Linked DNA regions of Homo sapiens: all the other regions are linked to region 1. The links are chromatin loops, found by intact Hi-C in ENCODE. Cell type or tissue: OCI-LY7. All regions are shown on one strand. Each heading gives the region's core, and the rest is flanking DNA. Links, peaks and the distances in the headings are about the cores only.

What was found. Peaks named below come from ENCODE experiments on the same cell type or tissue, not always from the same donor. Only the 100,000 strongest peaks of a DNase experiment are listed, where the experiment ranks them.
Region 2: a loop joins it to region 1, with 7 times the contacts of the local background. A loop is called at or near these places in 89 of 110 quality-filtered maps.
Region 3: it touches region 1 in a loop (12-fold over the local background); 92 of 110 quality-filtered maps call a loop at or near these places.

What each region holds. Positions count from the first base shown.
Region 1 is chr1:231,208,441-231,216,376 of GRCh38, forward strand. TRIM67 (tripartite motif containing 67) reads left to right here. Exons shown (of 10, transcript NM_001004342.5): 8 at 507-810; 9 at 5,375-5,537; 10 at 6,935-7,936. The coding sequence ends at 7,000. Among named protein-coding and RNA genes, the nearest start is that of TRIM67-AS1, 25 kb to the left of the region's middle. RefSeq lists enhancers at 2,896-3,305, 3,426-3,485, 6,521-7,022, 6,936-7,045. In OCI-LY7, for the core only: CTCF peaks have their summits at 3,060 (motif pointing left) and 3,261; a DNase peak (open chromatin) is centred at 3,131; H3K4me3 peaks cover 456 bases; H3K27ac peaks cover 347 bases.
Region 2 is chr1:230,913,171-230,921,106 of GRCh38, forward strand. TTC13 (tetratricopeptide repeat domain 13) reads right to left here. Exons shown (of 23, transcript NM_024525.5): 17 at 7,340-7,424; 18 at 3,023-3,132. Among named protein-coding and RNA genes, the nearest start is that of C1orf198, 49 kb to the left of the region's middle. In OCI-LY7, for the core only: CTCF peaks have their summits at 4,254 (motif pointing right) and 4,460; a DNase peak (open chromatin) is centred at 4,261.
Region 3 is chr1:230,794,128-230,802,063 of GRCh38, forward strand. It overlaps CAPN9 (calpain 9), which reads left to right. Exons shown (of 20, transcript NM_006615.3): 18 at 1,036-1,152; 19 at 4,035-4,093; 20 at 7,443-7,862. The coding sequence ends at 7,469. It overlaps CAPN9-AS1 (CAPN9 antisense RNA 1), which reads right to left and starts at 1,084. Exons shown (of 2, transcript XR_001738518.2): 1 at 986-1,084. It overlaps LOC124904546 (a long non-coding RNA gene), which reads right to left. Exons shown (of 2, transcript XR_007066937.1): 2 at 7,256-7,608. In OCI-LY7, for the core only: CTCF peaks have their summits at 3,980 and 4,179; no DNase peak of the experiment used is centred there.

The sequences.
Region 1 (7,936 bases), core at 1,172-6,171:
TGGGATTACAGGTGTGAACCACCATGCCCGGCCACGAATTTTTGTATTTTTAGTAGAGACGGAGTTTAACCATGCTGGCCAGGCTGGTCTCAAACCGCTGACCTGAGGTGATCCACCCACCTCGGCTTCCCAAAGTGCTGGGATTACAGGCGTGGACCACTGCTCCCAGGCTATTTCCTCCTGTATTTCTAACTGTGAGCATTTGGAAGGGTTTTAGAAACCAAGACCAGAAAATGCATCTAGATTTGAGGTTTTGAGGCCTGAAAATCCTTGGCAAGGCCAGGCTCGTAGGGCTGGCAACTTGGATGAACACAGAGCAGGGAGTGTGTGCATGTGTGTACGTTTGTGTGTGTGTGCACGTGTGTGGTAATCATACAGGAAAGACCCTTCACTTCTGGGTGCCGACTTTCTAACAGAAGCGAATGTGTTTGTGTCTCTGAGCCGGTTAGAAACTACTAGCAAATTCCATCCCCTGACCCTGCTCCTCTCACCTCCTCCCTTTTTAGTGGCCTGGTTCACATTTGACCCCAACTCTGGGCATCGGGACATCATTTTATCCAATGACAACCAGACAGCCACCTGCAGCAGCTATGACGACCGGGTGGTGCTGGGCACAGCTGCGTTCTCCAAGGGCGTGCACTACTGGGAGCTGCACGTGGACCGGTACGACAACCACCCAGACCCCGCCTTCGGGGTGGCCAGGGCCAGCGTGGTCAAGGACATGATGCTGGGCAAGGATGACAAGGCCTGGGCCATGTATGTGGACAACAACCGCAGCTGGTTCATGCACTGCAACTCCCACACCAACAGGTGCGATTGGGCCCCATCCTGCCTCCCGTGGACACAGGTTGTTTGGGAATGAGGGTCCTGAAGACCAGTGTCCCTTCTGCTGTCCCCAAAGCCAGGAGGAATTGAGAGGAGGTATTTTCAGCCACTTTGGTCTCCATTTTCTAGGAGGCCTTCACTCTGCCCATATAGAACTGGCCTGCAGCCCAGATGAGGGTATGTTATGGTGACTCTCACAGCACCCGCACAGATGGGTCTCCCAAGTTACCCAGCGGGCCACACGGTGGTCCTCTGCTGGGATATGGAGCTCGTAGTTTTCTTTCTGGTACGGCTTCACTTTCCTTTTCAACTGTCAACCCAAGCTTGGGTTGCTGCAGGGTGTTAATGGGCACCACTGGGGCTGGTGTCCTCACAGCTGTGACCAGGTCATTGCCACTAACTTGCCTGCAGTGATCCTGGCCACTGCCCTGGTCTCATGTGGGCTTGAGCCTCGGCAGGGCCGGGCCCTTGACAGGGCAGTAGCAGAGGGCATGGCTGGGGTGCTCACTACTAACGAGCCTGCCAAGGGTGCCCACAGCTGTGGCTTTGCCCTGAGACTGGCCCTGGGAGTAGGGTCACCAGCATGGACACAGGAGACTCAGGTCCTGGCCTGTGAAACTACTGGGACCTCTGTTAGGAGGGCAGATGGGGATGGGTCCTCCAGGGCTGCCCCTGAGGCCTGGGCTTCTCTAGGGTGCCTTGGTCTCTCTCCTCAGACACAAAGAAGGCAGTGCCCCCCCAACACCCCTGCACCATAGCTCTGTACTCTTTCTCCTCTCCCAGGGATTTTGTGCTCACACCTGGCCAGCATGTGGGGATGGACGTGGGGGTGAAGAATCCCCAAGGCCAGAAATGGAGAGTTGCAAGTTGCAGCCACCTGAAGCCACCTCCTTGCTATGGAGCCTTGCTCCTGGTCTGCTAAGGGCCATCTCCCCAGCAGGAAGGGGTGAGGAACTTCAAGAGCTGACCTTGACTTCGCTGGGCCCCAGCCCCAGGCAAAATTGACCCGGAGGCTCTCAGTGCTCTGGGCCCACCTGCAGCTCCTATAACAGCCCCTGGGGCACCTTCCCGCAGAGGAAGGACCAGCTTCTTCTTTCTCAGGGAAGCCACGTCTAATCTGGGCCAGGGACTTGCCTGAGGGCCCTCAGGACCCCATCTGCTTGCCTCTTTGCTTGTAGGCAGGGCCCCTTCTCTCCTGAGTCCTGGGGAAGAGGCGGGCAGCTCTGTGCCTCTGCCCGGACACTGCAGGCTGGCCACTCTCCCTCCCACCCACAGAGGGGCCAAGTCCAGGCCCATCAGCTCCGTCTCTGCTTGCTTAAACCAAACTGGCACCCAGATACCCTGTTTGCTGGCAGGAGTGATAACAAGAAGCATTTATCAAACCCTTACTTGTGCTCAATGCTGTAGGAAGCACTCGATGTATCTGAGCTCATTTAATCCTTGCAAAGGTACTATTATTGTTGCCATTTTACAGATTATAAAACTGGGGCTTAGGCTGGAATGGTGGCTTGCACCTGCAATCCCAGCACTTAAGGAGGCCGAGGCAGAAGGATTGCTTGAGCCCAGGTGTTTGAGACCAGCCTGGGCAACTTAGTGAGACCCTGTCTCTGTAAATAATAGTAATTTTAAAAATTAGCCAGGCATGGTGCTGTGTACCTGTAGTTTCAGCTACTTGGGAGGCCGAGGCAGGAGGATCGCTTGTGCCCAGGAGTTCAAGACCAGCCTGGGCAATATAGTGAGACCCTCCTCTCTACCAAAAAAAAAAAATATATATATATATATATATTTTGTTTGTTTGTTTAATATATATATTAAAAAGCCTGGGCTTAGGAAGGTCAGACAACGGCTCGGGTCACGCGGCTAGTTGATACTGTCAGGGTTGAGCCCAGGACCCCAGCCTTGGTTTGTGTGGTGCAGACTCCCCAGCTCTCCTGGCCATTGGCCACCACACCCCTCCCAAGGGCTGCGGAGCACTTCTTGGGCCTTTGCTGTCTTTGACAGCCCCTTGGTGCCACCTCAGTAAGAAAAGCAGAAGGGAAGTGAGGCCATGAGAAGGTAGAGAGAACCTGCCCCTGTCTGCATGTCCTCCCACCCTCGGATGTGGATCGGGTAGGGTAAGCGCTATCTGGGAGGAAGCCGAGGCAGCCGGGAAGTTGGACCCCAGAGCTGACTGGGGGCCTGAGGCTTTGCTTAGGTTGGACTCATTCCTGCACCTCCCATGGGTCACTACCGCCACCCGGTGGTCGGTGTCCAAATAGCATCAACAGTGCGGTTTTAGTTTCCTTCTCCCACCTGCCGGATCCCGCCCCGGGCACCCTCGGGGGAAACCCTGCCTTCTCCGGAAACACCTGTCTGGGCCGCCCACCAAGTCCTCCTCGGGACTTCCTGTCGTGAATCCTCGCTGCTCACCTTCCCTCTGCCCTACCAGCAGCGTCCAGCAGATCAACTCATTATCAATCTGGAAGGACAAACATGGTTTTCTTAGCAGAGTGGCGCTGCTAAGGTTAAGGCTAAGACCTCAGCCCTGAGCGGGCGCGGTGGCTCAAGCCTGTGGTCTCAGCTACTCAGGAGGCTGAGGCAGGAGGATCCCTTGAGCCCAGGAGTCCAAGACCAGCATGGGCAACATAGTGAGGCCCTCGTCTCTATAAAATAATTTAAAAATTAGCCGGGCATGGTGTGTGCCTGTAGTCCTGTTGTACCTAGGCGAGTTAAGGAAACGCTACACTTTGAGACGAATTAAGAGTCCTTTATTAAGCCGGTGGCCAAAGAGACAGCTAATGCTCAAAATTCTCTCGGCCACGAGTAACGAGCTCGATTAACTTTTATACTTAGGTTTAGGAAGGGGAGGGGGACTCAAATGTAATAATTCTACAGAAGTAAAAACATGCAAGAATCAAAAGAAGCAAAATAGTTACAGAGAGATAAACAACTTGAAAGACAAATAGTTACAAGAAGAGCAACGGTACCAGGTGCAAGGTTCTAAATCTTTCATTATAATTAGATATAAGGTCTATGCCGGACACGAACTCAAGGTTTTATGTTGTTATCTCTTAGAGAAAAATCCTAAGAACTTCATACATTGTTGGTGTTAGTACCTTATCAGTTAATTGGGCTCTTTTGAAATGCTGAGGATCTGTTTACCCAGGCCAACTCCTTACGGAAGGGGGTTAGGTGAGGAGCCTTTAGTGTCTTGTAAATTAAAAGGTCAATTGGAGTTTGTCCAGCCTTCCCAGCTAGAGAGAGTCTTATTTACATGAGAAGCAAGGCTAGGTGATTAAAGAGACAAGCAGGACAAAATTCAAAGTAACAAGTTAGAGTAAAAAGGTTAGGCGTTTCAGTCCCAGCTATTCGGGAGGCTGAGGTGGGAGGATCCGTTGAGCCCAGGGGTTCCAGGCAACGGTGAGCCATGATTGCACCACTGCCTGGGCCACAGGGAGAAACAGCCACTCTAAAACAAAAAACCACCTCAAGGAAGGGAAGGAGAGTCTGCAGGATTCGGCCCATGGGAGAAGATGTGGTCAGCCAAGCCCCCCCTTGGGAGCATGTTCCTTACTTTTATTATAGATTCACTTCCACCGAGTGGATGTGAATTCTTACCACCTACAAAGTACGACGTTGCCAACACTGATCAAGAGCACAATGGACATTCTCAACGTTCCGCTATTGGTCACCTGAGGGATAATGACTGCGACAGAGGACTTGATTTCAACTTCAGCACCCTTCTGCCTGCCATACGCTGCTTTTTGAGGGACCCTAGGATGTTTCTGGGAAGATGAGCCAATGTTGAGTAGGGGCCTTTCAAAATTTCCTGAAGGCCTGGATGTCCACATCTTCATCGACCTCAGCATCCTCACTTGCCTAAAACAGAAAAGGGCGCCAAGTCAGTTATTTTCTTTGGCAGGAAAAGGTGCCTTTCTTACCCATTCTCCATGCTCCACAGTTTCAAATGGGACCTTCTCATCAAAACCCGAATTTTCTAGTGCGCAGATCCCAGATGCTGTCAGAAAGAGGGGGTTGAACAGCCTGGAGGTGTTCCTCTAGGGGAGTCTTCATCATGGCCTGTTAACAAGGTGTGTCCACTGTGAGAGAAGGCTCATGTGCCCAGGAGAGCACCTCACCACCACCTTGGGGACTATGTTTAAGTGAGGTTGTTCCCAGCATCCTATATATAATTTTCTTGGCCGGGTACAGTGGCTCATGCCTTTAATCCCAGCACTTTGGAAGTCCAAAATGGGAAGATCGCTTGAGCCTAGGAGTTCAAGACCAGCCTGGGTAACATAGTGAGACTCCTATCTCTACAAAAAACACAAACAAAATTAGCTGGGTCTCATGTCATGCGCCTGTAGTCCCAGCTACTCGGGAGGCTGAGGTGGGAGGATCTCCTGAGCCTGGGAGGGCGAGGCTGTTGTGCACCGAGATGGCGTCACTGCACTCCAGCCTGGGTGACAGAGTGAGACCGTGTCTCTAAATAAGTAAATAATTCTCCTGAGTTATCACCTACATCCCAGGCTGGGTGTGGTGATGGTCTTCCTGGGGACTCTCTTCCCAGGACGGAAGGTGGCGTGTGCAAGGGGGCCACCGTGGGCGTGCTGCTGGACCTGAATAAGCACACTCTCACCTTCTTCATCAACGGGCAGCAGCAGGGCCCCACAGCCTTCAGCCACGTGGACGGGGTCTTCATGCCAGCCCTCAGCCTCAACCGCAACGTGCAGGTACACACCTCCCCAGGGCCGGACCTGGTCTGGCTGCTCCCAACTGTTTGCCACAGGTCTCTGCAGTGCCCTTGGGCAGAGTGGGCCATAAAGAAGCTGACCACAGAGCCTTCCCAGACAGAGCTTATCAACTGGCCTGCCTTGGACATTTCCTGGAGGCGTTCCGTTCTAACCTGTTCACTTGGGACACCCAGGGGCCCTAAGGTGGCAGCTTCTGGAGACGCAGACCTCAGGACTGAGCTCAGTCCCTGGGGAGTGCTGGTAGCTCAGGAGGCCTGAAACAGAGAGAGACAAGAATGAGAGCCCAGGAGGGTGTGAGGAAGGGAGAAACACGGAGGTGCCATCCTTCGTCTTAGTAGAGTCCTCCTCCCCTTGGGATGGGGAGTTGGAGTGTGGGGAGCAAGGTCCTGTTTTGTGGCCCTGAATATTGAGGAGTCTACATCAATCACTGATTGATCGATTCGATCCTCTACTCATTTGCAAAAGGGATTTGTGGCAACCTAAAAGATAGGCTTATGGCCGGGCGCGGTGGCTTACGCCTGTAATCCCAGCACTTTGGGAGGCCAAGGCAGGCGGATCACGAGGTCAGGAGATCGAGACCATCCTGGCTAACACGGTGAAACCCTGTCTCTACTAAAAATACAAAAAAAAAATAGCTGGGCATGGTAGCGGGTGCCTGTAGTCCCAGCTACTCAGGAGGCTGAGGTAGGAGAATGGCATGAACCCGGGAGGCGGAGCTTCCAGTGAGCCGAGATCGCACCACTGCACTCCAGCCTGGGTGATAGAGCGAGACTTCATCTCAAAAAAAAAAAAAAAAAAAAAAAAGATAGGCTTAGGCTTGGCCTGACATGGTGGCTCACGCCTGTAACTCCAGTACTTTGGGAGGCCATGGCAGGAGAATCGCTTGAGCCCAGAAGTTTGAGACCAGCCTGGGGAATGAACAAGACACCATCTCTACCAATGAACAGATAAGCTTTTTTTAATCCAAAAAATAAGAGGTTGGCTATAATTCCTCACAGTTAATAGAATGGGTTTAATAGGAAAGGAAAGAAGGTCATGGCTAGAAAGTAGACACAAATATGTAACCACGGGAGCCAGTGCGTGAGAGCCGTGCTCCTGTGATGGCGTCTACTTTGCCCAGCTGTGGCAGCTCTGGCAAAATGAGGAACCAGTCAGCTGGGTGATTCTTATTATGAGGAAAGAGGTGCAAACCAACATAGCCTTTAATTAGGAATACTGGGGGACGTAATATTCAACAGTCCACAGCAGCCCTGAGCTATTGCATGGATGGCCCTGGAGCCAGCAGGGGATCCTGCCGGTGTCTGCGGTGCTGTCAGAGCCCTCAGGGTCCCTGCGGCAGCCTCTCCCACCCTCACTTGCCCTGTCTTCTTTTCCAGGTCACCCTGCACACAGGATTGGAAGTGCCGACTAACCTGGGGCGGCCAAAGCTGTCAGGCAATTAGCCCCGCTCCAGCTCGGCACTGTGCCTGTGACAGTGACATTCACAGGCAAAACGCCCACCATTCTCACTAAGCTCAAATAACCCACAAAAGCAGGATATGCAAATCATGGGTGCAACCTGGCAGCGTGGAGTGTCATAGAAACACATTTTCTTGGGGACGCAGGGAATGGGTCCACGGGCCATGCTCACAGCTGCCACTGTCAGTGGCAAAGGAAGGTACGTGTGTCACCCTTATTCCACCCAGACATTACGAACACTCCCCAAGAAGGACCTTTCTCAAGGGAGTCAGCATTCGGGCTTCATGTCTATGTTTCCTGCCATCTGTTTTCAAAGCTTGTCTTTTTTTGGAGGGAGAGGAAGGTAGACTTTGAGACTGGCCTCCTGAGAGCGGCAGTCAGGAGCTGCGCTGTAATCCCACGCCCCGGGTGTTGGCCCTCCGTGGGGACCTTGCCTCCTCAGAGTCCCGAGATTGCAGATTCTCATCATGCTGAGAAAGTTATCTTTTAGCTTCTTGGTCCTAGAGTCTTTAGTAGCACCTGCCACTTGCAGACCCAATGCAGGATTGATAGAAAGGGACATTAATCATTCATGCTTGACTTTTGCCTCTCTCACTGAAGTGTTAGAACCTTTTAAAATGGCTTCCTTTATTAATCAGCCAATTGTGTTCTCTCTCTCTCTTCCTCCATCCTTCATTTCTTCTCCCTCCCTCCTTCTCTTTCTCTCTTCTTCTCTCTCTCCTTCCTTCCCTCCTTTGCTCTCTCTTTCTTCCTTTCCTCCTTCTCTCTTACTTTCCTCCATCCCTGCCTCTTTCTTCCCTCTTTCGCTCTCTTTCCCTCCCTCCTTCTCTCTCTCTCTCACACACACACAGGCATGACAGTCTCCTAAAATTAATTCACTCAGTTCTTAGTTCTTAAATCCACGTGAAAACACAAGAATT
Region 2 (7,936 bases), core at 1,328-6,327, 300 kb before region 1:
TTCTGTTTTTTATCAAAACAAAAAAAAAGTGGAGCTGAAGCTCCACTGAGGTTCTGTGGAGGATATAAGTTTGATACAACAGGCATTTTTTGTATAACGCCACTAGCAAAGTGTTGCATTTAGTCCTCGGAGCCTACAAAGAAAAGCTCAGCTGCTGCCTTGATTGAGGAAGGAAGGAAGAAACGGGGCCACAAATTATTATTATAAGAAATGGGATCTTGCTCTACCACCCAGGCTGGAGAGCATTGGCATGATCATAGCTCACTGCAGCCTCAAACTTTTGGGCTCAAGTGATCTTCCCGCCTCAGCCTCTTGAGTAGCTGGGACTACTGGTATGCACCTGTAGTTATTTTTAAAAATCTGTTGCAGAGGCAGGGTCTCACCATGTTGCCCAGCCTGGTCTCAAACTCCTGGCCTCAATCTTCCCATCTTGGCCTCCCAATATGCTGGTATGAGCCACCACTTCTGGCCAAGGGCCACAAATTATTATGAAACCATGACTCAGGTCATAATGTAGCTCATCAGAGGTTCAAAAAAGGAATCTAATTTGGACAACATAGAGAAAAGCAGGAAAGGTCTCATGGGAGAAGTGGCCTGAACATGGGTCGGGATGGGAGTGAGAGACCCAGACATTGGAAAGCAGGGGTGAACTGGGGAACAAGCATTCCAGTCGGACTAGCAGGCCAGGTTCCAACAGGGAGATGGTCCAGGTCAAGCAGGAAATGTCTGAGGCCACTTTGTGAGAGGCTGTGAATGCCTGGCAGGGAAGCTGGTTTGGGTAGCCACAGGCAATGGCTGGGTATGGAGAGGGGAGAGATTTGTGGAGCTAGGGGAACGTCCAGTGAGGTGGAGCTCTAGCAACATTGGTGAAGTGCTGGTGAAGCAGGAGACAGAAGATGGGATGCCAGGCAGAGTCGACTCGAGGGGTCAGGAGGCCCAGAGCAAGGGAGGCAACAAGTGAGGTGAAGCAGGAAATTGAGGAAAGATGTCACGTTTCAAGGGGAGAAATTTCATGTACAGTTGACCCTTGAACAACATGGGTTCGAACTGCATGGATCCACTTATACGAGGATTTTCTTCCACCTCTGCCACCCCTGAGACAGCAAGACCAACCCCTCCGTATCCTCCTCCTCAGCCTACTCAACGTGAAGATAGTAAGGATAAAGACCTTTATGAGGATCCACTTCCACTTAATACATAGTTAAGTATATTTTCCTTATTATTTTCTTTTTTTTTCTCTTTTTGAGATGGAGTTCACTCTGTCACCAGGCTGGAGTGCAGTGGCATGATCTCGGCTCACTGCAACCTCCCCGTCATGGGTTCAAGCGATTCTCCTGCCTCAGCCTCCAGAGTAGCTGGAATTACAGGTGCGCGCCACCAGGCCTGGCTAATTTTTGTATTTTTAGTAGAGATGGGATTTCACCATATTGGTCAGGCTGGTCTCGAACTCCTGACCTAGTGATCCGCCCGCCTTGGGCTCCCAAAGTGCTAGGATTACAGGCGTGAGCCACTGCGCCCGGCCGACTTTCTTAATAACATTTTCTTTTCCCTAGCCTACTTTACTGTAAGAATACAAAATATAATATATATAACATATAAAATATATGTTAATCAGCTGTTTATGTTTTTGGTAAGGCTTCTGGTCAACAGTAGGCTATTAAGTTTTGGGGTAGTCAAAGGTTATATGCAAATTTTTGCCTGCTGGGGTGGGAAGGTCAATCCACCTAACCCCTGAGTTATTCAAAGATCAACTGTACTTATATAGTAATTTCATTTCTGCTTAGGAATCTGATCTGAGGATACACATCGTGGATGTGTGAAAAGGTAGGAGAACACTTTTTATGTTAAATAGCACAACCTGCAATCAGGGGAGAATGATCTTTATTGGGAACGTACTTTGATAAGAAGCTTGAGGTAGAGATCAAGACTTCAAAGATATAGAAAAGCCCTGAAATCTGGAAGTTGCTGAACTGGTGTTTACTCATGAAGGCCTGTTTAAGTTTTGACATGGAACTTGAAGAGGTGGCTCCTTGTAGTTTAGAGGAAAAGTATGTGAGAAAGCCAGAGCCCAAGAGGCAGAGGGGCTGGAGAATGTGAGTCATAGTCTCACTGCTGAGCAGGTGGAAACCAGGGGGAGGGCATGGCACTTCCCAAGGCTATGCACCTGAATATGGGGTGTGTGTGTATGTGTGTGTGTGTGTGTGCACAGCTCAAGGCAATTCCACCCACAATTCAAGGAATATGGAGGCTGACAGACAAAGCTTGGATTTCAGATGTAAATAAAACTAGAGTTAATAAAAATGTTTACTGCAGTGCTATTTATAAAGCAAAACAATGAGAAATACCCTAAGTGGTCAATAACAAAAAGATCAGTCAGAGAAATTCTACATCTATACAATGGAATATTATGCAGTTACTAAAAATACTTTTAAGAATATGACTGGGGAAATGATTGTGATAATGTAATGGTAAGGGTAAATAGTAGAACAGTCTAACCTCAGTTTTTAAAGAAAATAACTTGATTTTTATTTTGTTAATTTTGCTTATCTGTATATTCTAAATTTTCTACAATAAGATTATACTACTCATTAATTATTAAAGCTGTTTTCTCTCTCTCTCTCTCTCTCTATATATATATAGATTGGCTTTTATACATATATATTTAAATCTACAATGGACTTCAATCCGCCAACTGCTCATCTTTTTTCATTTTATTAGTAAAAGCCTCCCTCGCCCCCCCAAGGAACTTCAAGAACCCAGAAGAATGTCTCCCACAAACTACATCATACATAGTATCTAGAAAGTCCTTAGATTTAGACAGTCAGAAAATGTATCTGCTGGTGTAATACTTTAGATGTCACATTTTTTTAAATAACTGGTTATAACTGCTCACTGGACCTTGATACTTTTCATTTCAGGATGGAGCAAAAGTTCAACACCACAAAACTCTATAGTGACAATAAGCACAGGCACCCTTCCTGCCTCGTCTCTAGTTTACACCCACATTAAGAAGCGCACATACTTGTCTCCTGTAATCGTGATTGTGAATCCATCATATTCCTTCCCTTGGTCTTTAAGGCTGGGAACTTTTGTGTTCACGGTGAACCCATCCTTCGTTTTAGTATTAAACTGCTTTCAGGGAAAAAGAAAATTCACGTTACTAGTGTTTCATTCACTGTAAACCCCAACTGCAACTCTGTAGTGCTGGCTCTACCTTACATGTTTTTAAAAAGGGCCAAGGAGGTCATCTGATACAAGAGATGGTGGCCTGGTGGCCAAGGACATCTCTGCCTGTCTTCAGGCCCCAACAGAGCCCAGGTTACGCTCCCCACAGCTCCTACCAGAGGCCAGCAGAGAACCTCAGCACCAAAAGCTCACAGGTTCTCTTCGTCAACAAGGGGCACTGCTCACTTCTAAGAGCTCCCTTTGAATGTTTTCTCATGTCCATCTTAGTAGGCAGCAACCTTGAATCATGGCAGAATAGTTGTACCTAACATCCCGTAACTCAAAAATGCAACTTATGCTCATACTAGTGCTCAAAGCAGAGACTGATTTTTCTGAAGAGTACCCAGGATTATATCCACTAACTGGAGAACTTCATTCACACCCACACCCACACCCACCCAACTCTGTGAGCCACAGATAAGTCGGTTAAGTTAAAAGAATTACTCGGAGTTAAGAATGGCTTTCGGAGTGATAAATGTATGAACACAGTTTCAGACGTTAGCTTTCTGTTTAAAACATTTGGGACAAACCTGCAATGGCAATAAATAGGTTTCAGAAAATGACCCCCAAATTTAGTTAACTTAATATTGCCAATTTTTTTTTTTAATTGATGGACTGGAAGTTAAGAGAAGCAACAGTAAAGTACAAGAGGCTGCTGCTTCATGAGGGGAGAGCTTGTCTAGAAACAGAAAGATGCACCAGGTGTCACCAGCAGCCCAGAAGCCAGAGGATGAGTGGCACAGGTCATAAGGCCCACAGCAGGCACTGAGCAGGCAAGCATCTTTCACGCCAAAAAAAACGACTTTCAGGAGAAGAAATGCGTTAACACACTATGTGCCAATTCTCATCTAATCCTCACAACATACTGATAGCACTAGGTATGGTCTCAATCTTACAGATGAGAAACGAACTAGGTGAGGCAAAGTCTGGCTGAGTCCCAGCCAGCAGGGAAGCCGCAGAGTGGGAATGTGGGCCCAAGGTCTTGGTGAATTCCAGTCCGCGTTACTTGCTAATAAACCGCCTCTAGGGGGCGCTGACATACACGTTAACTTGGTTTTTCATCAACAGTACCATTGTGCCTTTCAGTGGAAGTTGACCTGGTACATTCCACTAAGCACTTTAAACACTCAAATATCTTGTTGTATATTCTGCTGTGTGTGCCTTGCAAAGTACCAATATATCCGTAATCCTGGGTAAAGGCTAGATGTATAATGCTGAAATGGAATGTCATCCCACCGCAGAGAACAAACATCTTACATCTTTCAGACAACAGTTGGTGATTTCACACCGAGAGGCACACTGAGGCTGGCGATGCCGCGTCTCAGGCTGCATGCTAAGTGACTACAGTCTTGTAGCCCACTCTGTTTTTCTTCTTAGACAAAGACATATAAAATATTAAAATCTCCCTAAACTGACGTTGTATTCTGCCTAATACCACAGGACATCTAAATGCCTAACTAGAATACCCACAGGAAGGCAGCTGAAGAGCCCTCACACACCAGTTTCCTTTCTATATGGTACATCTCAGGGCCTGTGGTGAAGCCATTCTGCCCCCTGGGGGGCGCTGGGGAAATTTATGGGAGACTGATTATTACAGGGATTGGACAGTTGGGAGCCAAGATTACTATATGTCCCACAGTACAGGGGATTGTCACACATAATGTATGATTTTCTAATGTCCCACTGGATTTTCATGTAGATGAAGAACATGTTTATCATTTAATCAATATGTGGGCCTGGAACCAGACTCTGTTTTGCACTTAAACGCTAACTATTTATTATATAGTTTTCATACATACTGAATTTGCCAGGAATGCAAATAGCATACACATTGAGTAAGGAGTCTACTATATATAGCTTGGAGCTTTACTAAGCTTGGTTTACCATTTCAGAAAACCACATCGCCAATGACAATGTAGCTCACCAAATAACACACAGATATGGGGCTACACTTATAACTGTCACATTCACCATGATTTTACATGCAGGTGTGAAGCACTGGCTACTGCTTTCCGGCTTCTAGAGAAGGCCTGCCCCAATTTCTGCATACTGAGATACACTGTGTGGACACTGTGTGGACTGAGATACTGAGATGACTTTGCGTGGACATTTTTTAGGAGGTGAGACATATTCTCTGTGAAGTTCATCTTAGTGCAATAAAGGAGTCAGTAAAGGGGGCATCTGAACATGTTTACTGAGTCAACGCAGTGGGTTTGAGAAGGTTGAGGGGCACTGTGTTAGTGCATCAGACCCTCACAATAAACTCCACGAGGTAGGTCTGGCCACAATATTTGGTCTTCAGCAGACCAAAAACCTGGAATAACTGTAAAATAGGCTCATCCACACCCACCCAGGCAGATGTGGGGCCTGGGTCAGATGCTCAGCTCTGTTCATGACATGCTACTTCCTTGCTATTCCTTAGAAATAGATACACTTTGCTTATTCATACAAATTTCCTAAATTTTACATGAATCAATCTCATCTACTATAGCTGCAAGGAAAACATTTACTGAAGTTGCACATTAGTGTTTAAACCACTAATTGGAAAAGCAATTCTAACTGCTGTTGGCATGTTTTGGGGCAGTTTTACTCCTAGATGGAGGAAAGGTTCACACAGTTATAATTCTTAATGGATTATACTTTAATCAAATAATTTCTGTCCCTTTTAGTGTCCTTCCCATTGAATTCAAATGTTTCCATTATTGATATTGCCACACATACTTTTCTTCTCATTAGCATTTGCCTGGTATACCTGGATCATACTATCATACTTTTGTATCTAGCTTTTTGTTTGTTTGTTTGTTTGTTTTTAGGAGATGGGGTCTCACTCATCACCCAGTGTAGGCAAGAGAGCAAGACCCTGTCTCAAAAAAAAAAAAAGAACAGAAATTTATTTTGGAGGCTGGGAAGTCTGAGATCAAGGTGCCAGCGTCTGATGTGAGCCTTCTGACTGCTGCCTCACATGACGGAAGCTGGAAGGGCAAGAGAGGCCACTCCCCAAAGCCCTTTTTATAACGGCATGAATCCATTCATGAGGGCTCTGCCATTAAACACTTCCTGTTAGGCTCCACCTCCCAACATATGTGCACTGAGGATTCCATTTCCAACACATTCATTTTGAGGGGAACACATTCAAACGATGGCATTTACTTCTCTAGTAATTAAAGAGTATAGGTTATTTTGCCTTTCTTTAAAGGGTAATGAGTTTTGACAGGTAGTCAAATCACTAGCAGATCCACTTAATCCTTTAGACTTAGTTTTATTCTTTGTTAGGGCAGTCTATTTAGAAATTGTTCTTAGTCCTAGGTTGTGGGCCTTACTGTAAAGTATGGTCTTACTTTTAAACTGTGTCCTTTCTGGGGTCTTAACTAAACGCCCAAGGTGTTCACAGGATCCATCCACATTGGCAAGGCCGAAACTCCAATGTCTCTCAGCACATACACCTCTGATACCTCTGCTCAGCTTTCGTTCCCACAGTAGCCACTCTCTGCTGAGCCTCTCATGGTCTTTTATTGCATGTTCATGACCAAGGTCTTAGTCAAGGATGAAAAGGAGTGCTCACATTAACCCCTGAGCACTCCCCAGCCTACATGGCCTCCTTCTCTCCTATACTCTGCTCTGCAAATTCCAGCCACTTTGGCAGAACCAAACTCCACTCTCTACCTCCTTAGCTTAGCAAGACCACTGTACTCTGCTTGGGCTCCACATTACCGTGCAGTGGTCTAATAAATACCACAGTAGAAAGCTGGGGTGACAGTGGGATTCACATTATTGTAATTAGCCAGTGCCTGAAAATAACTAACTTTTGTCCAGTTTTATAACTGCAATCATGTAGAAGGGCAGCTGAGTACCAGTTACTCAGCTGTGGCCAGAAGCAGAATTCAATTATATGTATTTTTAAGTTTTCTTTTTTCTATATTAACTGCTTCCTCACAAGTTGTTTTTTCTGTTTGAGTCTGATGCCTGTAGGTTCTTTTATTTTGGTTATTATTCAGAATGTGTTCATACGAGTGATTTCAAATAGCATTTAATAATTCTGAGTTCTTTTTAAAAAAGTGCTGTTGGTTTTCTTTTCCTCTAAAAACATGGACTGCCATTCTGATGCTAAAGTTACCTTCATAATCGGAAGAAGGTCTTCTACTTTGTGTACCTTTTCCAGGGCTTCCCGAACTTCCAGCAATCCTTTAGGATTATTAGCTCTTAAAGAGAGACAGAGAGAGATGGCAACTGAGATTAATGCAGAATTGTAATAATTAATCATGCAATTATCTTTAATTTAAATAAATTGACCTCAATTTTGAGTAGCTAAACATTCAAAATGGTAGGCCACAAATAAACCTTCCAAATAACGGGATAGTTCAATTCTAATGAGTTTTGGACTGCAGATGAAAATTAAGGAAACAGCAGCAGATGAGAATTAAGGAAACATCTAGAAGGCAAAACAGGAAAAAGCAGAATGGATCAAAAGCCAGTGTTTGTGTGAACATGTATGGTTATGAGTTTGGTTCTTAAACTCTGATTTTCCTATTCCAGCTCTAAAATTATATGTGGATGTTTTGTGTTGTTTTTTTCCTTTCTAAAGCTGCTCAAATGAAAGTATTCTGCTAGGTTTTTCCACCGATTTTATATTTACTTGGTGATATTTAAGCATTCAGATTTTTTTTCTCCTAGTGTTCTGCTCATTGTTTTGTCTATCCCATCCTGCCTTTCA
Region 3 (7,936 bases), core at 1,615-6,614, 410 kb before region 1:
AAGTGAACATGTAGACAAAAATGAAAGGGGGAAAGAAATCACTTCTAAGGGCACTAATTAGAAATCAAAGCACTGGCCAGGTGTGGTGGCTCACACCTGTAATGCTAGCACTTTGGGAGGCCTAGGTGGGTGGATCATGAGGTCAGGAGTTTGAGATCAGCCTGGCCAACATGATGAAACCCCGCCTCTACTAAAAATACAAAATTAACCAGTTGTGGTGGCAGGTGCCTGTAGTCCCAGCTACTCAGGAGGCTGCAGCAGAAGAATCACTTGAAATCAGAAGGCAGAAGTTGCACTGAGCCGAGATTGCACCACTGCACTCCAGCCTGGGCAACAAGAGTGAAACTCCATCTCAAAAAAAAAAATCTAAATATCAAATCCAGAAGGAAGTTCACTTTGTCTAAACTCCTCATTTGACAATGAGGAAACCAAAGCCCAGAGAACTGAACCCATATGCCACGGCTGGAGCAGTGCCAGGGCTCAGATCCAAGCCTCCTGGCTATAGCCTGTCATTCTTCCCCCATCGTGGATGTGTAGGAATGGGCCCTGGCAGAGTATCATTCTCCGTGGGCAGCAGCATCCCCTCCAAGAAACTTTCTAGGGCCACAGCTGGAAGTGACCTGAGACATAGAACGCGAGGGGAGGCTGGTGTAGGAATGAACTTGGGGCTCAGACACCACCCAGTGTTAAGTTCCCCCAAACAAAGCTTCCTGTAAAGTCAGCGAGACTCTATGGGTGATGTTAGCATCAAAATTAAGATCACAAACTCGCTAAACTCAGAAGCCATTAAACACAGAAAGCACGCCTGAGAGTCCCCCGCACACTCGCCCCTGCACCACAGATTCACACTCTCACGCTGCATTCACACCAAGGGCAGCAGTCCCACTGGGTCTGGGGACCCCAGCTTTGAGGAGTGAAACAGTGGCTTCCTCTTCTGAGCCCTCTCCTCAGCTGCCTGGGAGCTCCCTCAAAGGTGCAGACTCACCTCGGGGCTCGGATACAGCGAGTCCTGGGTCTCCTCCTTTGTCCCCACAGGCTTTCAGCTGAGCAGCCACCTCCTGCAGCTGATTGTGCTCAGGTATGCGGATGAGGAGCTCCAGCTGGACTTCGATGACTTCCTCAACTGCCTGGTCCGGCTGGAGAATGCGAGCCGTAAGTGTCCAGCGAGGCTGAGGGTGCACCTCGGGGTGGCATCTTCAGTCACCCTCCATGAGCGCATGAGAAACAGCCTGGTTAAAGTAATGGCAAAGATAGACCACAGAGAGCCATGGTCTGATGTGTGTGGACCCATGGGCCTGTGCGGTTAGCTAAGGAGCAGAATGTGCCAGCCTCCCCTGCAGCACGTTTCTTAGCATCGCCTTTCTTTATACATTCACAGTGCCTCTGTGGGAGGATGATGGGCTGGGGCAGGTTTGTGCCTTGTGTTTGAGGAAAGGTTCAATTGCAGGTCAAATCCCATCATAGCATATAGAAACAGGAGAGTCTCAGTCCCCCTTCCTCCCCCCTTCCCCGCCCTGTAAGCCCTAGACATTGACCCAGTTATCTCAAATAAGATTTGTTACACCACAAATAGAGAGGGATTATGTGCCCGTGCGCTTCAGTGTTTGCAGTTTATTGTCATAGCCATCCTGCCCCTCAAAGGTGGTTTTGAAGGTGAGGCTGAGTGAAGCATGTCCAGGGCCTGTAACTCAGTACTGGAGTGGCTATGAGGACATGCCCTGTGTGCAGGTGCCAAAGGACCCGTGCCCTCAAGGGTGCCTCGTGCTTGGTTTAATGTTCTGGCGTTTCCATCTTGAAAGTCTTCACAACTTAGGAGCAGGGGGCCCCGCATTTCCATTTTGTCCTGCTTGGTATTTTCTAATCTATGTTCCATAGGCCACTTCGAGGTATGAATACTTGATTAAAAAAAAAAAAAAGGCAGGGGGCTGGGCACAGTGGCTCACGCCTGTAATCCCAGCACTTTGGGAGGTTGAGGCAGTTGGATCGTGAGGTCAGGAGCTCGAGACCAGCTCATAGCGAAACTTTGTCTCTACTAAAAATACAAAAAATTAGTCAAATGTGGTGGTATGCACCTGTAATCCCAGCTACTCGGGAGGCTGAGGCAGGAGAACCCCTTGAACCTGGGAGGTGGAGGTTGCAGTGAGCTGAGGTTTGCCACTGCACTCCAGCCTGGGCAACAGTGGGAGACTCCATCTCAAAAATATAAATAAATAAATAAATAAATAAATAAATAAATAAATAAATAATAAAATTAAATTAAATTAAAATAAAAAGGTGAGGGCTGTGACCCTTGGTTATCAGCATGATAGCTCCCTCTGCTTCTTTGGTAATAGAACACTAATTACTTGCCTGAAGCACAGCCCCTCTAGACTCTAAGCTCCAGGAGAGCCGTAATTTCTGGACAATCAATGAGTATGTGTTGATTAAGGAATGATGAGAGAAAATCAGAGACAGACCAGCAGGCCCCAAAGGGTCTAGTATATCAAGCCAGGAAGCCGGCTTTCCCTAAGGGGTTACTGGTAGCTAGTGAGAGGTGCATTCTAGAAAGACCCCTCCTGAAACAGAATCCGTTATTAGACTTACAGGGTGGTCAGAGCTGACCCTAGAAATAATGAGATTTGCTAGTTTCTCTTCTCTCCATTGCTCTTTCCCTTTCTAAACCACCCAGGTGTAATCCTTCCCAGAACGGGGGGTGGGAGTGCCTCAGCTTTTCTTATAGTAGAGGAATATTAGGGTGAAGACCCTTTAGGCTTAACACCATCCACTCTGGCATCCTCACATTAGATTTGCCTGGAGAACTTTTAGAATTACCAAGGATGGAGCTTTGCTGCAGTATTATTTTAACTTTTTATTGTAAGAATGTCAACCCTCCAGTTAGATATAAAGAATCATAATAGGTTCCCATGCACTCCACATCAGCACTTCTCAAACTTCGCTGTACATTACAATCTCCAGGGGTGCCTAAAGAAATGCTGATGACCAGGCTGCACAGTTGACCAATTCTGTTAGAATCTCAGGGGTGGCACACAGCATTGGGAGTTACGCAAATTCGCCAGGTGTTTCCAGACCTTTACACCCAACCTCAACAATTACCATCTTGCTAACTTTTCCCTTGTGCTCCCGCAACACATACATTTTCCCCCTAAATAATTTAATAGCAGATCTCAGAAACTCTGTCCATTCATCTGAGTATCTCCAGCTGATAGACTTGTTTTTAGCATCATCTTCATACCATTTGCACACCTAACGAAATTCTCAGCAAACCCTCAACATTCTCTAGTGCCCGGTTCATGCCCAAGTCTTCCAGGCCACCTTTTTACAGTTGCTTGGTTGACTCAGGATCCACACAAGACCCAGTCACCATGTTTGGTTGTTGGGTCTCTTCCATTTCTTGTGTCCAGTGATGGTCCCCCACCCCGCTTTGGGTTGTATTATTAAAGCTACCCGAGAGATTCTCAAGTGAAGCCAGGGCTGATTGGCTCGACCTCGTCTTCTGAAGGTGAGGAGGCTGAGGCCCCAAGAGGGCAGTGACTTGCTCAGGTGCACTCAGGTCACTACACCATGCGGTAGACCCAGCCCCCAGCTCAGTGCTGGCACGCTCTCCTGTGCCACTCTGTCCTCTGACAGCACCCACGGCACCTTCCTACAAGGGCGAGACTAACAACTTTCAGATTCATGCAAAACTTTACGTGCGTGTGCTTTTTTTCTGGGGCCTATGGATTTCAAGGGCCCTGTACCCCCCAGAAGGTTAAGATAGGGGCGTTGCTTTGGCTCCAGGAGCTGCTGGCCGGCTGACTGGCTTAGGTGACCACTGGCTTGCTACAGGACTGGATGCCTCCATCCGTTCAGAGAAGTTCACCTTCAGCCCGCCCTTGATGAGAGTCCCATCGCCGCCCTTGATGAAAGTCCTTGTTTACCACCAGATGGAGCAGCTTCCCCACAGGCTCCACTGGAAGGCCCTTTGGTCGCTGGGAAACAAACTTGGTAAAGGAATTGTCTTTAAAAGGATGCCTTTCCCCCTTCTCTCCTATCAGGGGTGTTCCAGGCTCTCAGTACAAAGAACAAGGAGTTCATTCATCTCAATATAAATGAGGTATGGCCAATCCAGACCCTCTGCTCAGGGACCCAGCTGGGGCCCAGCAGAGTCCACGCTGCATAGATGTTTGCCGAATGCTTGATTTCATGCAAGGGCTGACATCTAGCTGTGGGAGTGATTATAACAAAATAGCTAATATTTTTGAGATACTATTTATCAAGTAATCAATTAAGCCATTACAATAATTCTGTGAGCTAAGTACCAATAGTATCCCCATTTTGCAGGGTGGAAACTGAGGCATAGAGAGATTAATCACCTTGACTTGAGTGAGTGAGCAGACTCTGCCTTCTTGTCCTTCTCTTCCTTCTGTCATTTGGGTAACTTAGCCTGCCTGCCTTCCAGCTGCCAGTTTGCTCACTCTCCCTTGCTCATGTTGTCCCGTGGTTCCCATGACACTCCCCCAGACTCCAATAAGTACAAAACTGGCCAGTTACCGGGGCCATTGTAGCAATGACGGGGGTGGGAGACCATGGGTCTGAGTGTCAGAGGTATGGGAGAAGGATTCCAGGGGGTTTCAATCACCCTCTCCCCAGAGGATCCCAGTGGACCCATCTGCTCACAGGGAGGTCCATGGGCCAGCAGCAGCATAGGCATCACTTAGGAGAGAGCGTTGGAAATGCAGAGTGCCAGGCCCTGCCCCAGACCTGCTGAATGGAAGTCGTCTTTCACAGGACCCCACTGATTCCTGTGCACATGAAGCTTGGGAACGCTCTTGAGACATTCTCCTGCCCAAAGGCAGAGGGGAAACTGTGGAGCAGTTTCCTTCAATGGTTCTGTAATTTTTATCTCCCTTTTCCTTCTTTCCCTCCCTGTATCTTTCTTTCCAGGTCTGCTTTCTCTTCTACCTAACAACTCTGAAGCCAGGCAGCCTGTGGCTCCTCCCCAGTCTCTGGAGTTTCTCCTCTCCACCAATTTCCATACTCACAGTCACAGCCAGCTCATTTCCAAATTCATTAGTAACTTTGGGTTTGGATAACATTTAATTGAATATTTCAAGATGAAGAGGTTGATGACAGTATGTGTTTTAGAGGATTGTACCTCCTCCCCTCTTTTGTGCTCTGATTTCGATTAAGCAGGCTGCTCGGTGCCTCAGTTTAACCATTTACAGAAAGAGACATAGGCCTTAATATTACACCCAAAGCTTTGCTTTATAATAATATCATATAATTTGGCAATTATGTTGACTCACCACTAATTTTCTCAAGTGTGTATCTCAGATCCCTGGACGCATTATTATTTCATTGAGCCAATTACGTATTATTACGGTGAGCCAAATGGGGATACTATTGGTACTTAGCTCACAGAATTATTGTAATGGCTTAATTGATTACTTCATAAATAGTATCTCAAAAATATTAGCTATTTTGTTATAATCACTCCCACAGAAACTAGGCATTTTTCTTCTCTAGTTTTGTCTTTCAACTTCAGCATGTAGGACACATGTAATAACTATACCTCCTTTGATCAATCCAAGATTCCAAAGAAAGATGTGCACACACAAATTATTCTTTTATGAAAATAAGAGGAAGCTGGGCATGGTGGTGTGCACCTGCAGTCCCAGCTATTTGGGAGGCCTAGGCGGGAGGATTGCTTGAGGCCAGGGGTTTGAGCATGCAGTGAGCTATGATCTCGCCACTGCACTCCAGCCTGGAAGAGAGTGATAGCAAGACCCTGTCTCTTAAAAAAGAAAGGAATTTGTAATCCCAGCACTCTGGGAGGCTGAGGCGGGTGAATCACGAGGTCAGGAGATCGAGACCATCCTGGCTAACACGGTGAAACCCCATCTCTACTAAAAATACAAAAAATTAGCCTGGCATGGTGGCGGGCGCCTGTAGTCCCAGCTACTCGGGAGGCTGAGGCAGGAGAATGGCATGAACCCGGGAGGTGGAGCTTACAGTGAGCCAAGATTGTGCCACTGCACTCCAGCCTGGGCGACAGAGTGAGACTCCATCAAAAGAAAGAAGGAAAGAAGGAAAAGAAAGAAAAGAAAGAAAAATAAGAAAGAAAGAAGAAAGAAAGAAAGAAAGAAAGAAAGAAAGAAAGAAAGAAAGAAAGAAAGAAAGAAAGAAAGAAAGAAAGAAAGGAAAAACAAGAGAGACCCCTAGGTCCACCTTTATTTATCATTTACTTTAAGGTAAATGATAAGTAATGTCACTAAAAAACATGAGGAAGTGTGATGGCTGCCCCTGGTCCATGGTGGAAGGAGACAGTGGGAAGGTTTGTTACTCAGCGGCCCCCTGGCTAGTCAAAGGCTCCAGAGCACCAGCAGTGTGGAGGAAGTATTCCAGTGCTGCAGCTTCAAGGTAGAAGTGTGGACACCTCTAACGCAAGTGTCCACAGGTGTAGGGGCTGGAATAGGCTCCTGCCCTGCCCCATATCATCACCCTGCAGTACAACAGTGAAAACCATTGCATTCTCTCCCTCTAAACCTACCATCTTTACATCTGGCTGCATGTTAGCATCACCTGGGGAGATTTAAAAATCCTGATACCCCAGCCACTCCCTAGATCAATTAAATCTGAATCTCTGGAGGTGAGGCCCAAGCATTGTTTTTCTTTAATCCCCTTGGTGAGTCCAGTGTGCAGCCAGGTCTGAAGTATCCATGTTTTAAAGTCCCTCTCCTTTTCCCCTGACCCATCCTAGGAAGCAACAGGAGATTTTCCTGGCTGAGTTGGCCTCACCTGCAATCACTTTCCTAAAAAGGCCTGTGCACCTTTCATTACAGTAGCTCTCATACTATATACACTGTGCCCAGGAAGGAGGACAGAGAAGGGAGAAAAAAACCATCTCATATAATCACGTTGCCCCAAGTCACCATGCTGTAATAAACAAGCTGTTGGGAAGGAGGAGGCAGGGTGGACTCGGGAGAGAAAATGAGGAGGAATTCCATGCTACTTCTCCTTCAGCTCACTTGTAACACCCCCCAGCTATGGAACCTGCTTCCACTTCCTGCAGCCCCTCCAGGGTGGAGGGCCACCTCTCTCCCAAAGGTGAGAGGACCCCTCATCAACAAGGAAAAGTCACTTAATACTGCCCTGCCCAAGATGCTTCAGCGAGGCTGTCCTCTTAACAGGGAGAAAGCACATTTTCCCGTCTCTGTCTTACCAACTGTGCTTGATATGAGCTCACTTGGAAAGGACTCAGGTCCTCCAGAAAATGTCAAGTGCTGAGAATTCATTTATTTTCTTTAAATGGTTTCCTGCTGAGACAGACATCCAAGTTGGCAGGCAAAATGATCAAATAGCAGATCTCCTGTGATATCAGCAAACTGGGGCCACTCCTGAGGCTGAGGCTGGAAGGGACATGGAAGGACAACGACCCCTCATCTCTCTCTCTCTCTTCCCAGTTCATCCATTTGACAATGAACATCTGAGGCTGCCTTGTAGAGATGCAGCCTGCCCAGCTGAATCTTGGCTTCTGGACCTTGACCTTCAGAACTTCTCTTGGTGTGGAACCATTACGCCCAGGGTTCACTCCCCTCTCATCGTCCGGCCTTCTCCCTTCATCTTGATCTGGGAAGAATGAAATGAACTCAGCTACACTCTCTGATTTTGTGCTACTCCTTTGTAAAGTCACTGCCTTAAGGGGGCTGATGGCGCCACCTGTGCCTTACATCCAGGTTCAGGCATCACTAGCTTTCCCACACTCTACTTTCCTTATTTCCTTCCATTAAGAATTACTCAGAGTTCTAACGCACAGAATCCTGACTTCCATGTAGCTCCAGTCATTGTGATCAGACATCCTTTATAAAACATGTTTTTATAAATGTGTATGTGGAATAAGATGAGGAGGAAAAGGAGTGAGGTCATAATTTAGCATTTCTGCATCATAAGTGTGCTT